2 separate regions of the Homo sapiens genome follow, and region 1 is linked to region 2. Evidence: read pairs that join two places in POLR2A ChIA-PET (ENCODE). Cell type or tissue: B cell. All regions are shown on one strand. Links, peaks and the distances in the headings refer to the core of each region. The heading gives the core; the rest is flanking DNA. Region 1 overlaps HSPA4 (heat shock protein family A (Hsp70) member 4). Region 2 overlaps ZCCHC10 (zinc finger CCHC-type containing 10).

Region 1 (4,000 bases), core at 1-4,000, 60 kb after region 2:
GAAAATTTGATGAAGTGTTAGTAAATCACTTCTGTGAAGAATTTGGGAAGAAATACAAGCTAGACATTAAGTCCAAAATCCGTGCATTATTACGACTCTCTCAGGAGTGTGAGAAACTCAAGAAATTGATGAGTGCAAATGCTTCAGATCTCCCTTTGAGCATTGAATGTTTTATGAATGATGTTGATGTATCTGGAACTATGAATAGGTAAGTATATTACTATTTCGATGTTAAAGTGAAGAGTGAGTTTTCTCCACATATATTAACCTTTAATTGGCTAATTGTTAAAATAATCACGGAGGTTATATGATAATTTTGGTTCTATTTTAAAAATTAGAAGCCATTCAGGACCCTGCTTTTTATGTAAAGTTGGGTCTGGTTAATAATGTAGACTAATGTTTTTGTTCTGATAAATTGAATATTCCAACATGTTGATAGTTCTTTACATATGCATTTGTTATACACGAGATTTCAGTTTCCAAAAAATCAGGGCAAAGGGCTGTAATGCAGAATTAAATTGAATTTAATTTACCCAGTGACTAAGAAATTGTAATTTTTTTTTTGAGATGGAGGTTTTTGCTGTTTTGCCCAGGCTGGAGTAAAGTGGCACAATCTCAACTCACTGCAACCTCCACCCCCAGGTTCAAGCGATTCTCCTGCCTCAGCCTCCTGAGTAGCTGGGGTTATAGGTGCCTGCCACCACGCCCAGCTAATTTTTGTATTTTTAGTAGGGACGGTGTTTCGCCATGTTGGCCAGGCTGGTCTCAAACTCCTGACCTCAGGTGATCCACCCACCTCAGCCTCCCAAAGTATGAGGATTACAGGTGTGAGCCACCGTGCCTAGCCCGAAATTTTTCTTTTTGAAATATTCGGGTTCACTTGAGGGTGACAGCTCTTTTTGTATAGTGCTGCAAGAATTCTGGGTAATTGACATTTCGGGGTTATCCTCAGAAACTACCCAGAGTGTTATTGTTGCCTGGTTCAGTTGCTTGGATGATGGGAGTAAGATGTTCTTTTGGCTGTGAACTCTACTGGTAGAATTCAGGCAAGACTGATGGTGTATTTGGAGACATGGGCCTGAGCTATCCGTAAAAAAATTGAAATGGTGTTTATTGTTGCTTTGTATCCAAATTTTTAGTCACCTCTCCCCCTACTTGGAAGAGATGGCTTTCGTTTTTGTTAAGCAGCAGTCTTGTGTGTGTGTATGTGTGTTCCATGAAGTCTGGAGGTAAGCCAGTATGTTTAAGAAATTGTTAGTGAAATGTTACGTGTTTGTAAGAGCTAAGTAGATACTTATTAAGTAGTTTAAATTTTTTAAAAACTGAATTTGCCTGTGTGCTGTTGTTTGAAAATAGTTGTGGCCTGGTACGGTGGCTCACGCCTGTAATCCCAGCAGTTTGGGAGGCAGAGGCAGGCGGATCACGAGGTCAGGAGATTGAGACCATCCTGGCTAACATGGTGAAACCCCGTCTCTACTAAAAATACAAGAAATTAGCCGGGTATGGTGGCGGGTGCCTGTAGTCCCAGCTGCTGGGGAGGCTGAGGCAGGGGAATGGTGTGAACCTGGGAGGTGTAGCTTGCAGTGAGCTGAGATCGCACCACTGCACTCCAGCCTGGGCGACAGTGAGACTCCGTCTCAAAAGAAAAAAAAAAAATAGTTGTACTGTGATGGGGCATGGTGGCTCACTCCTGTAATCCCAGCACTTTGGGAGGCAGGTGCATCACTTGAGGTTAGGAGTTAGAGACCAGCCTAGCCAACGAGGTGAAACTCTTTCTCTACTAAAAATACAAAAACTAGCTGGGTGTGGTGGCAGGCGCCTGTAATCCCAGCTACTTGGGAGGCTGAGGCAGGAGAATCGCTTGAACTTGGGAGATGAAGGTTGCAGTGAGCTGAGATCGTGCCACTGTACTCTAGCTTGGGCAACAAAGTGAGACACTGTCTCCAAAAAAAAAAAAAAAAAAAAAAGTTGTACTGTATTTACATCATCAGAATACGTAGCTCTTATATGTTCTATATTATAGCCTTCATTTAGTGTGATTATTGTTGTTGTTATTTTTTTGAGACAGGATCTTACTCTGTCACCTAGGCTGGAGTGTAGTGGTGTGATCTTGGCTCACTGCACCCTCTGTTTCCTGGGCTCAAGTGATCCTCCTGCCTCAGTCTCCTGAGTAGCTGGGACTACAGGCACGTGCCACCACGCCTGGCTAATTTTTGTATTTTTTGTAGAGACTGGGTGTCACCATGTTGCCCAGGCTGGTCTTGAACTTCTGGACTCAAGTGATCTGCCTGCCTTAGCCTCCCAAAGTACTGGGGTTACAGGCACGAGATACTGTGCCTGGCCCCCTTCATTTAGTCTTTTAACATTCACCTTTGTTTAAATCGATGAAACCAGATTATTTGACATTATATTTCTTTTAATTAATGGTTTCTTCACTTAAAAACTTGAGGTGAAATTCAAGTATCATAAAATTAAGCATTTTAAAGTAAACAATTCACTGGAATTTAGTAAATTCACAGGGTTGTGCAATGGCCACCTCTATGTAATGGAAAAACATTTTCATCACCCCAGAATAAAACTTCATACCCAGTAGGTGATTATTTCCTGTTTCCCCTTACCTCTGGTCCCTGGTGATCAACAGCCTGTTTTCTGTTTCTGTGGATTTATCTATTCTGGATATTTCATATAAGTGTAATCATGTAATATGCGTCTGGCTTCTTTCGTTCTGACTTCTCAGTGTAATGTTTTTGAGGTTCATCCACATTCTGTATCAGTACTTAATTTGTTTTTTTGGGCAGATATTATTTTCTTGTATGGATATACCATATTTTATTCATCCATTCGTTTGCTGATGGACATTTGGGTTTCTACTTTTTAGCTATTGTGAATAGTGCTATGGACATTTGTGAACAAGTACTTGTTTTCAGGTCTTTTGCTTATATACCTAGGAGTGGAATTGCTGGCTTATACAGCAATTCTATGTTTAACTTTTTGAGGAATCTCCAAACTATATTTCTCAGTGATTATCCCCACCAGCGCCCTACTGGGTTTCAGTTTCTCCACGTCTTTGTCAACACTTATTTTCAATTATTTGGATTATTTTGGTAGATTACTAGTAGCTTTGTGTTAATTCATCGTTTTGATGGTTGGAAGTGCATTCTCCTGCAGATTCCTAAGGGATAGCACATGTGAATAGTGTTCCTTAAGTTCCTGCATGTTGATGACAGTTTGCCATGTTTATACTTAAAAGTCACTTTAGCTGGATAGAACATTCTTAGCTTTTCTTTCCTTGTTGAGGATCTTAAATGCAGTAACAATCTATTTTCTTTTGGTGTATAATATTGCTGTCAAAGTGTGACAGCATAGTTTTTAGATATTTGTCACTTGTTCTTTTTGCTTAGATGCCCAAATGTTTTTGATTTTTTTTTTTCTTGAAAGTCCATTTGGGTGTGGTGGCTCACACCTGTAATCCTAGCACTTTGGGACGTCGAGGTGGGCGGATGGCTTGAGCTCAGGAGTTCGAGACCAGCCTGGGCAACATGGCAAAACCTCGTCTCTACTAAAAATACAAAAAAGTAGCTTGATGTGGTGGTGTTCGCTTGTAGTACCGGCTACTCGGGAGGCGGAGGTGGGAGGATCACCTGAGCTTAGTAAGTCGAGGCTGCAGCGAACCATGATCACACCACATTGCACTCCAGCCAGGGTGATGAGAGTGAGACCCTGTCTCAAAAAAAAAAAAAAAAAAAAAAAACCCAATAATTTTACTACACTATATTTTGATGTTGGTTATTTTGCATCAGTTTTTTTCCAGGTACGCAGTGTGCCTTTTCATTATATAGTTTGACATTACAAATTTAAGTTTAATTAAAATTTCTTAAGTTTTCTTGAATTATGTTTTCTAGTATTCTGTTGTAGTGCTGTGGTTTTCTCTTTTGGGAATTCCTACATAATTATGTTGGATCTTCCTTGCCTATCTTACATATATATATATTTTTTTTTA
Region 2 (10,512 bases), core at 3,971-7,970:
CCTATAATCCCAGCACTTTGGGAGGCCAAGGTGGGTAGATCACTTGAGGTCAGGAGTCCAAGACCAGCCTGGACAACATGGTGAAACCTCATTTCTACTAAAAATACAAAAAATAGGCCGGGTGTGGTGGCTCACGCCTGTAATCCCAGCACTTTGGGAGGCCGAGGTGGGCGGATTACAAGGTCAGGAGATGGAGACCATCCTGGCTAACACGGTGAAACCCCGTCTCTATTAAAAATACAAAAAAATTAGCCGGGCGCAGTGGCGGGTGCCTGTAGTCCCAGCTACTCAGGAGGCTGAGGCAGGAGAATGGCGTGAACCTGGGAGGCGGAGCTTGCAGTGAGCCCAGATAGCGCCACTGCACTCCAGCCTGGGTGACAGAGGGAGACTCCGTCTCAAAAAAAAATTAAAAAAAAAAAAAAATAATAAATAAATAAAAATAAAAATACAAAAAATTAGCTGGGCATGGCAACGCACACCTGTGGTCCCAGCTACTTGGGAGGCTGAGGCAGGAGAATTGCTTGAACCCGAGAGGCACAGATTGCAGTGAGCCGAGATAGCACTGCTGCACTCCAGCCTGGGCGACAGAGTGAGACTCCATCTCCAAGAAAAAAAAAAAAAAAAGGGACTAGGAAACACAAATTAACAATAAACATATGAAAAAGTATTCATTAGTAATCAAAGAAAAGCAAATTAAAACCCCAACAAAACACCACTACACAACTCCCAGAAAGACTAAAAATAAAAACTAGTAATAGCAAATGTTAGCAAAGATATGTAGCAAAAGAGGCCAGGCGTGGTGGCTCACACCTGTAATCCTGGCACTTTGGAAGGCTGAGGCGGGCAGATCACGAGGTCAGGAGTTCGAGACCAGCCTGGACAACATAGTGAAACCTCGTCTCTACTAAAAATACAAAAATTAGCTGGGCATGGTGGTGCGCGCCTGTAGTCCCACCTACTTGGGAGGCTGAGGCAGGAGAATCGCTTGAACCCAGGTGGCGGATGCTGTGGCCAGCCAAGATTGCGCCACTGCATTCCAGCCTGGGCAACAAAGCAAGACTCCATCTCAAACAATATATATATATGTAGGAAAAGAAACATCCATCCACTATTGATAAGAATACAAATTGGTACAACTATTTTGGGAAAAAAAAAAGCCTCAAAAACAACCATTTACTATAGTTGAAAAGATATGCTTACTCTATGGCCCAGCAATTCTACTTGTATGCAATAGAAATCTATGCACAAGTATACCAAAAAATATTTACAATATTGCTTTTCCTTTATGTATTATAGCTTTTAAAAATTTTCAGTCACAACCTTACAGAAAAGTTCTAACTCTGTTTCAAATAATTATTTTTCCTGAATCATTTGTAAGCTGCCCACTTGATTCCTCATCAACCCAGAATATTTTCCTGCATATTTTCTGTAAACTAGAACTTTCTCCTATATATCAATCAAAATCAAGAAATTAATGTTGATACATTCCTACTATTTACTCTTTTTTTTTTTTTTTTTTTTTTGAGACGGAGTTTTGCTCTTGTTGCCCAGGCTGGAGTGCAATGGCGCGATTTCAGCTCGCTACAACCTCCGCCTCCCAGGTTCAAGCAATTCTCCTGCCTCAGCCTCCCCAGTAGCTGGGATTACAGGCATGTGCCACCACGCCTGGCTAATTTTTTTTTGTATTTTTAGTAAAGGGGGGGTTTCCTCCATGTTGGTCAGGCTGGTCTTGAACTCCTGACCTCAGATGATCCGCCCACCCCAGCCTCCCAAAGTGCTGGGATTACAGGCGTGAGCCACCGCGCCCAGACCTATTTATTCTTTAGACCACACCTAAGTTGCATCAAATGTCTTAACGTCCCGTATAGCAAATTCAGTTCAGCACCACAGTTGCACTTGTCACATTTCTTTAGTCTCCTTCAGTAGGGAAGAGTTCCTCAGTCACGTCTTGCTTTTCATGATCTTGACACTTTTAGAAGATTGCAAGCCAGGTATCTTCACAGTGTGCTTCAATTTGAGTTGGAAAATTTGCTTCCAAGCCCACTCATGTGGCTATTTGCAGAAGGCTTTAGTTCCTTGCCATGTTGGCCTTTCCACAGTGCTTACAACACAGCTTCGCCCAGAGTGAATGACCAAGACCATCAGTTTTGCTGTATTCTACTGATCACACAGACCAACCATGGTATAATGCGTGATTACACAAGGGTGTACCAGGAGACAGAGATCATCATAGTCCATCTTAGAGGCTGGCTATCACATCTGATATCTCTGAGTATCTTTGGCAGGAATAAAACAGAAGTGATGCTGTGTACTTCTCATTGTATCCTATCAGGTTAACATAAGATTTCAATTTGTTTTATTACTGATGATGTTCACTTTGATCCCTTGATTAAGGAGTGCCTACCAGACTTCGCCACTGTGAGGTTTTTTTTTTTTTTTTTTTGAGACTAAGTCTTGCTCTGTCACCCAGGCTGGAGTGCAGTGGCGTGATCTCAGCTCACTGCAGCCTCTGCCTCCTGGGCTCAAGAGATTCTCCTGCCTCAGCCTACTGAGTAGCTGGGATTACAGGTGCGCACCACCACACTCAGCTAATTTTTGTATTTTTAGCAGATACAGGGTTTCACCATGTTGGCCAGGATGGTCTCGAACTCCTAACCTCAAGTGATCTGGCTGACTTGGCCTCCCAAAGTGCTGGGATTACAGGCAGAAGCCACCGCGTTTGGCCTGTAAAGTTACTTTTCATCCTTTTGTAATTGTGGCAGTTTTAAAATATGTTCACAAATTTTGTGGAATTGTAATTCCCCTCTCCTTGGGTGTGGCTTGGACTTCACAACTTGCTTCCAACTAACAGAATGAAGCAAGGTGAGGGAGTGTGACTTTGAAGACTAGGTCAAGTAGCTGCCATGTCATGAAGTTACTCAAGCAGCCTCCACAATGACCCATGTGGCAAGGAACCTTACCCTGCTGTCAATAGCCATGTAAGTGAACCATCTTGGAAGCAGATTCCCAGTTCTGGTCAAGCCTTCAGATAACTGCTGCCCCTGCCAACATCCTGATCACAACCACATGGGAGAGACTGAGTCAGAACCACTCGCCTAGGTCACTCCTCAATTCCTGACCCAGGGAAACTGTGAATTGATATTTATTGTTATAAGCCACTAAATTTTAGGAGTAATCTGTTACACAGCAATTGATAACTAATAATTATTTTGTGGGCTAATACTTGAAAATCCATAAATATCCTACTCCTCATTAAATATTTAGTTCCTTTATTCATGAGTGTGGATTAATGTTTTTCCATTTTATTCAATGGGTTATAATCCATCACCATCTTTTAGTCTGAGGCTCAAATTGTCACAGTTTTGGTCAGTGGGAGCTCCTTCAAGCTGGATTATGTGTTCTTTTGACATGGCTCCTTTATTATTTGGGTATTTCCTTGATTTCTGGTACAACAACAAAAAAATATAGGCTCAGTTTGTATTTTCCCTGCTCCAGCCTGAAACCAGCCATTTCTCCAAGGTGATCTGATAATGTTTGGAGCCAACATGGGGGCACACACGTGCTTGCTGTTACTGGGACATTGCGCTCCAGTTAGTGTCAGTGGACAGAGCTAGGGAACACACACACCTACTCACCTGTCAAATATACATACTTACATCTATATTTAATATTTTGAAAACCATGATTTCACACTGATAATTTTAATTCTAACCCAATTTCACAGATTTTTAAAATTTTTCTCCGCTTGATCTTAGCCAAAAAGCTGAGAAGCAATTATTATTTATTTTTCTCTTTTTTTTTTATTCTGAGACGGAGTTTTGCGCCTGTGCCCAGGCTGGAGTGCAATGGCGCAATCTTGGCTCACTGCAACCTCCGCCTCCGGGGTTCAATCGATTCTCTTGCCTCAGCCTCCCAAGTAGCTGGGATTACAGGCGCCTGCCACCACACCCGGCTAATTTTTGTATTTTTAGTAGAGGTGGGGTTTCACCACATTGGCCAGGCTGGTCTTGAACTCCTGACCTCAGGTGATCTGCCCGCCTCAGCCTCCCAAAGTGCTGGGATTATAGGTGTGACCCACCGCGCACAGCTATTTTTCTCTTCTATACTTCCTTCTTCAGGAAGAAACCTGGCTCCCACTATCCTTAATAGATTACTTATTTGGTCAATTCCCCTTATGTAACCAATTGCCCATTGTTGCCACTGCTGCCTCCTCCCCCATATCCTCTTAACTTCACTTGGAATCTGCCCTGCACCCCCACCCACGACTCCCATTGCCAGGCAGGCCCCCCCCAGACACATTTCTCTTTATACACAGGCTCTGGTACCCTATACCAAATTATACCTACTCACATACCCTGTGTGGATATTCTCTCCATGAGGAAACAACTTTTGTTAAACTGCCTCGTGTGGATATTCTCTCCATGAGGAGACAACTTTTGTTAAACTGCCTCGTGTGGACACCTTTGACCCAGCTTGGGATCTGACACCCTGCATTGGACTTCCCCACTACTGGATGACCTCTGCAACCTGCTGACATCACAAGCCAGTTCAAGCTCCTCTGTAGGTGCTCTCCTGACCCCACATTCAGCTCTAATATTTCAAAGCCAAGTTGACCCTCTGCATAGACACCTAGTGTGCTCTATTCTACCCAATACCTTTAGGATTGCATTGTTCAGGAAGGGAAGAGGAAGAACTATAAAAATGTCCATAGCATGATTTTTTTTTTTCATTTTTGAGACAGTGTCTGACTCTGCTGCCCAGACTGGAGTGTGATGATGTGATCATGGCTCACTGCAACCTGAATCTCCTGAGCTCAAGCCATCCTTCCACCTCAGCCTCTCAAGCAGCTGGGACCACAGGTGCGCACCACCACACATGGCTAATATTTTTAGTTTTTGTAAAGATAGGGTCTCACTATGTTTCCTAGGCTGGTTTCAAACTCCTGGCCTCAAGCAATCTTCCCACCTCAGCATCCCAAAGTGCTGGGATTGTAGGCATGAGCCACTGTGCTTGGCAGCATGATTTGCAGTATTCTCAAAATTGGAAATAATATGAAAGTAGAACAGAAGTTTGTGGTACAGAATACAGAGGAATACTTCATGGTAATAACAAAGAATAAATTACAGCTTCATTTAACATAAGATATAAGATAGACTCAAAACAATCCAAATTGAACGATTGAACGATTCTATACAAAGTTTAAAGAGACAGCCAGGTGTGGTAGCTCACTCCTGTAATCCCAACACTTTAGGAGGCCAGGTGGGTGGATCACTTGAAGCCAGGAGTTCGAGACTAGCCTGGCCAACATGGCAAAACTCTGTCTCTACTAAAAATACAAAAAATTAGCTGGGTGTTGTGGCACATGCCTGTAGTCCCAACTGCGTGGGAGGCTGAGGCCTATGAATTGCTTGAAACCAGGAGGCGGAGGGTGCAGTGAGCCGAGATCGCACCACAGCACTCCAGTCTGGGCAACAAAGTGAGAATCTGTCTCAAAAAAAAAAAAAAAAAAGACAAAATTAAACTCTAGTGCACAGATAGTAAACAAACCAAGGCCAGGTGTGTTGGTTCACACCTGCAATCCCAGCACTTCTTTAATGTTTTAAAGAAATCTTTACTCTTTTACTACATAGCTATATGATCTTCAGCAAGCTGATTTTTTTTTTTTTTTAATTACAATAGAGAAAAGGTCTCACTATGTTGCCCAATCAGGTCTCAAACTCCTGGGCTGAAGCAATCCTCCCTCCTTGGCCTCTCTCTTTTTTTTGAGACGGAGTCTTCCTCTGTCGTCCAGGCTGGAGTACAGTGGCGCAATCTCGGTTCACTGCAACCTCCGCCTCCCAGGTTCAAACGATTCTCGTGCCTCAGCCTCCCAAGTAGCTAGGACTACAGGGTGTGCCACCCTGCCCTACTAATTTTTGTATTTTTAGTAGAGACAGGGTTTCGTCATGTTAACCAGGCTAGTCTTGAACTCCTGACCTCAGGTGATCCTTGGCCTCGGCCCACCTTGGCCTCCCAAAGTGCTGGGATTACAGGCGTGAGCCACCACGTCCAGCCTGCGCTGCATTTTTATGGGCAAGAATCTTCTGCAATACTGTAAGTTTCCTATGACTTAAAGATTTGAGAAACAGTGCAAAGACAATGAAAGAAGCAGGCCCTCATAGAGTCACATAGCCAGGAAGGTTGGACTAGACAGAGCACTCAGTAATCGTCTTTTCTTTCTGTCCATTTCAAAGCCTTTCACGATTTTCCCTAAAAATGAAAATATGTGAGGGTGTTGGCGGTGGGGGTCCATAGTCTTCTTTTCCAAGCTTATAGGTTGTTTTCTCCATATTGAGAAACTGGTAGCTTGGGACCCTAGTCATTAAAAATATCCACCAGACATTCTGGAGTTTGTTTTTTATTGTTATAAATACGACATTCACAAATATCATCTAAAGCTCAGGTATGAGGCTGGACGCAGTGGCTCACGCCTATAATCCTGGCACTTTGAGAGGCCAAGGCAGGATCACCCGAGCTCAGGAGTTTGAGACCAGCCTGGGCAACACTGTCTCTAAAAAAAAAAAACAGAGAGAGAAAACAAATGAAGCCCAGGTATGATTAACATATTTTATATGTATGTTTTAAACACTCACAACTCACAAATCACCCCTAAAAATACTAATTTTCCATAAAGATTGCTGAGTTAGACAAACAAAATTTCGAAACAAACAAGATTACCATTTCTTTCTACCCAAATGAATTATCTATTCAAACAATATTTCATTTCTATTTGCTAAGGTAAGGCTGAGGGATGTATTGTAACGGTACAGGCTTTTTACGTGAAATGACGTTCTTTGATACCAAAAATACTAGGACACACTTGCCATATTGGCAAAGTTGTTTTTTTAATGCCTATTGTTGGCAAAAGCAGGGAATAGCCACTCTGTAAATGGACACCGCTGGTAAGAATGTAAAGTGGCACAAATTTTTCAAAGGGCAACTTGTTAATATGCAACAAAAAAATTTTAAATGTGCATACCAGCTGGGTGCAGTGACTCAGACCTGTAATCCCAGCACTTTGGGAGGCGAAGGCGGGTGGATCACTTGAGGTCAGGAGTTCAAGACCAGCCTGGCCAACATGGTAAAACCCGTCTCTACTAAAAATAAAAAAATTAGCTGCGTGGGGTGGTGCATCTGTAGTCCTAGCTACTTGGGAGGCTGAGACAGGAGAATTGCTTGAATCCCAGAGGCAGAGGTTGCAGTGAGCTGAAATCGTGCCTCTGCACTCTAGCCTGGGTGACACAGTGAGACTCCAGCTCAAAAAAAAAAAAAAAGAAAAGTACATACCAAAAAGAGAACATAAAAGATGATCATTTATCTAGAAAATACCTAAGAATCCAAACAATAGAGCAACTAGGCCAGGCACAGTGGCTCATGCCTATAATCCCAGCACTTTGGGAAACAGAGGTGGGAGGATCATTTGAGCCCAGGAGTTCAAGACAAGCCTGGGCAACATAGTGACACCCTGCCTGTACAAAAAATAAAATTGTGGCCAGGAGCGGTGGTTCACACTTGTAATATCCCAGCACTTTGGAAGGCCAAGGCAGATCACTTGATACCAGGAGTTCAAGACCAGCCTGGCCAATACAGCAAAACCCCAACTCCACTGAAAATACAAAAATTAGCCTGTAATCCCAGCTACTTGGGAGGCTGAGGCATGAGAATCACTTGAGCCTGGGAGGCAGAGGCTGCAAGGAACCGAGATCACGCCACTGTACTCCAGCCTGGGCCACAGAGCAAGACTCTGTCTCAAAAAAATATAAATAAAAAAATAAAATAAAATTGCTGAATGTAGTGGGTTGCAGCTGTAGTCTCAGTTACTCAGGAGGCTGTGGTGGGAGAATCATTTGAGCCAGGAGTTCAAGGCTGCAACGAGATATGATCATACAACTACACGCTAGCCTGTCTGACAAAGCAAAAGCCTGTCTTTAAAAAAAAAAAAAAAAAAGAGCTATTAGAACTAATAAATTAGTAAGGTCAGAGGACATAAGATCATTAGACACAAGACTACCAGCAACAACTGAAACTAAAAATTTTTTTTTTTTTGAGACGGAGTCTCACTCTGTCACCCAGGCTGGAGTGCAGTGGTGCAATATTGGCTCACTGCAAGCTCCATCTCCCGGGTTCATGCCATTCTCCTGCCTCAGCCTCCCGAGTAGCTGGGACTACAAGCGCCCGCCACCATGCCCGGCTAATTTTTTGTATTTATTATTTTTTTTTTCTGAGACAAGTCTCGCTCTGTCGCCCAGGCTGGAGTGCAGTGGTGCAATCTCGGCTTACTGCAAGCTCTGCCTCTCGGCTTCACGCTATTCTCCTGCCTCAGCCTACTGAGTAGCTGGGACTACAGGCACCCGCCACCATGCCCGGCTAATTTTTTGTATTTTTAGTAGAGATGGGGTTTCACTGTGTTAGCCAGGATAGTCTTGATCTTTTGACCTCGTGATCCGCCCGCCTCGGCCTCCCAAAGTGCTGGATTACAGGCGTGAGCCACCGCGCACGGCCTAATTTTTGTATTTTTAGTAGAGACAGGGTTTCACCGTGTTAGCCAGGATGGTCTCGATCTCCTGACCTTGTGATCCGCCCACCTCAGCCTCCCAAAGTGCTGGGATTACAGGCGTGAGCTACTGCGCCCAGCCTTTTGAAACTAAAATTTTTAAAAAACACTATTACAATACTTAGGGACAAATCTGACAAAAGATGTGCAAGACCTCTGAAAACTACAAAACACTGCTAAGAGAAATTAAAGATGACCTAAATAAATGGCGAGATATACATAAGCACGGATCAGAAAACTCAATACTGTTAGGATGTCAATTCTCCATAGGTTGATCTGTACACTCAATGCAATCCCAGCTGAAATCGCAGCAGCTTTTGGTAAGCTAATTTAAAATTTATCTGGAAATACAATCTAAAATAGTCAAAATAACTCTGAAAAAGAGCAAAATCAGAGGACTAACACGTGGATTCAAGACTTATTATGAAGCTACAGTAATCATGACACTACCATAGACTTTATAAATACTGTACATTAGGCTGCCCTAAATTTATAATTTTTTTAAATTTCAATAATAAATTAATCTTAGCTTACTACAATTTTACTTTATAACTTTTTTTTTTTTGAAACAGAGTCTTGCTCTGTCACCCAGGCTGGAGTGCAATGGTGTGATCTCGGCTCACTGCAACCTCCGCCTCCCAGGTTATAGTGATTCTCCTGCCTCAGCCTCCCAAGTAGCTGGAATTACAGGTGCCCGCCACGACACCTGGCTAATTTTTTGTATTTTTAGTAGATATGGGGTTTCACCATGTTGATCAAGCTGGTCTTGAACTCTGGACCTCAGGTCATCCACCCACCATGGGCCACCCAAAGTGCTGGGATTACAGGCATGAGCCACCGCACCCGGCCTACTTTATAACTTATAAATGTTTAAAACTTTTTGACTCTTTTGTAATAACCATTAACACACAAACACATTTATAGCTGTACAAAAATTTTTTCTTTCTTTATATCTTCATTCTATAAGCTGTTTTCTATTAAAATTTATTTTTCTTTTTAAACTTTTTTGTAAAAAACTAAGACACACACACATTAGCCTAGGTCTACACAGGGTCAGGATCATCAAGATGTCACTAGGCAACAGAAATTTTTTTAGCTCCATTATAATCTTATGGGACAACCATAGAATTAATATATGGGATCTGTTATGTGGTGCATGACAATATAGAGAGAGATCCAGTTATGGCCTGCATGGTTTGGTATTGTTCAACTTTTTTTTTTTTTTTGAGACAGACTCTCGGTCTGTCGCCAGGCTGGACTGCAGTGGCGAGATCTCGGCTCACTGCAACCTCCGTCTCCCGGGTTCAAGCAATTCTCCTGCCTAGCCTCCCGAGTAGTTGGGACTACAGGCGCATGCCACCACATCCAGCTAATTTTTGTAATTTTTGTAGAGATGGGGTTTCAACATGTTGGCCAGGATGGTCTCGATCTCTTGACCTTGTGATCCACCTGCCTCAGCCTCCCAAAGTGCTGGGATTACAGGCATGAGCCACCACGCCCCGGCCTTGTTCAACATTTTTATAAATGCCTTGTATGAGGACACAAATGTACATATTTATCAAACCTGCAGTTGACACAAAGCTGAGAGGGATACCTAATAACGATGGATGGCTGAATCAGGATCCAAAAGGTCTTGACAGGCTGCAACTCTGTGTCGAATCTAACAAGATGAAATTTAACAAGGACAAAGGTAAGTCTGACACTTAAGTCCAGAAAATCAATACAAGGCAGGGGAGGTCTGACTTGATGACAATTCAGGTAGAAAACAAGGTTTTTTAACTGACTGAAATCATAGCAAGGTTCAAAAACAAGGGAGTAAGAAAGAAATGGGGTTTAACTTTATAAATATTATTGTTTTTCAGCTCAACATAAACTTTTAGATAGATTTGAAAACACAACAGGCCACTTCAGGAGGTAAG

What was found. ChIA-PET counts read pairs that join two places held together with the same protein. Peaks named below come from ENCODE experiments on the same cell type or tissue, not always from the same donor. Only the 100,000 strongest peaks of a DNase experiment are listed, where the experiment ranks them.
Region 1: POLR2A ChIA-PET joins it to region 2 with 6 read pairs; 6 of 35 experiments call an interaction of 5 or more read pairs at or near these places.

What each region holds. Positions count from the first base shown.
Region 1 is chr5:133,076,691-133,080,690 of GRCh38, forward strand. HSPA4 (heat shock protein family A (Hsp70) member 4) reads left to right here. Exons shown (of 19, transcript NM_002154.4): 7 at 1-208. Among named protein-coding and RNA genes, the nearest start is that of HSPA4, 27 kb to the left of the region's middle. In B cell, for the core only: no CTCF peak of the experiment used is centred there; no DNase peak of the experiment used is centred there; H3K27ac peaks cover 1,442 bases.
Region 2 is chr5:133,012,654-133,023,165 of GRCh38, forward strand. ZCCHC10 (zinc finger CCHC-type containing 10) reads right to left here. Exons shown (of 5, transcript NM_001300816.3): 2 at 10,188-10,253. Among named protein-coding and RNA genes, the nearest start is that of ZCCHC10, 8.6 kb to the right of the region's middle. In B cell, for the core only: no CTCF peak of the experiment used is centred there; no DNase peak of the experiment used is centred there.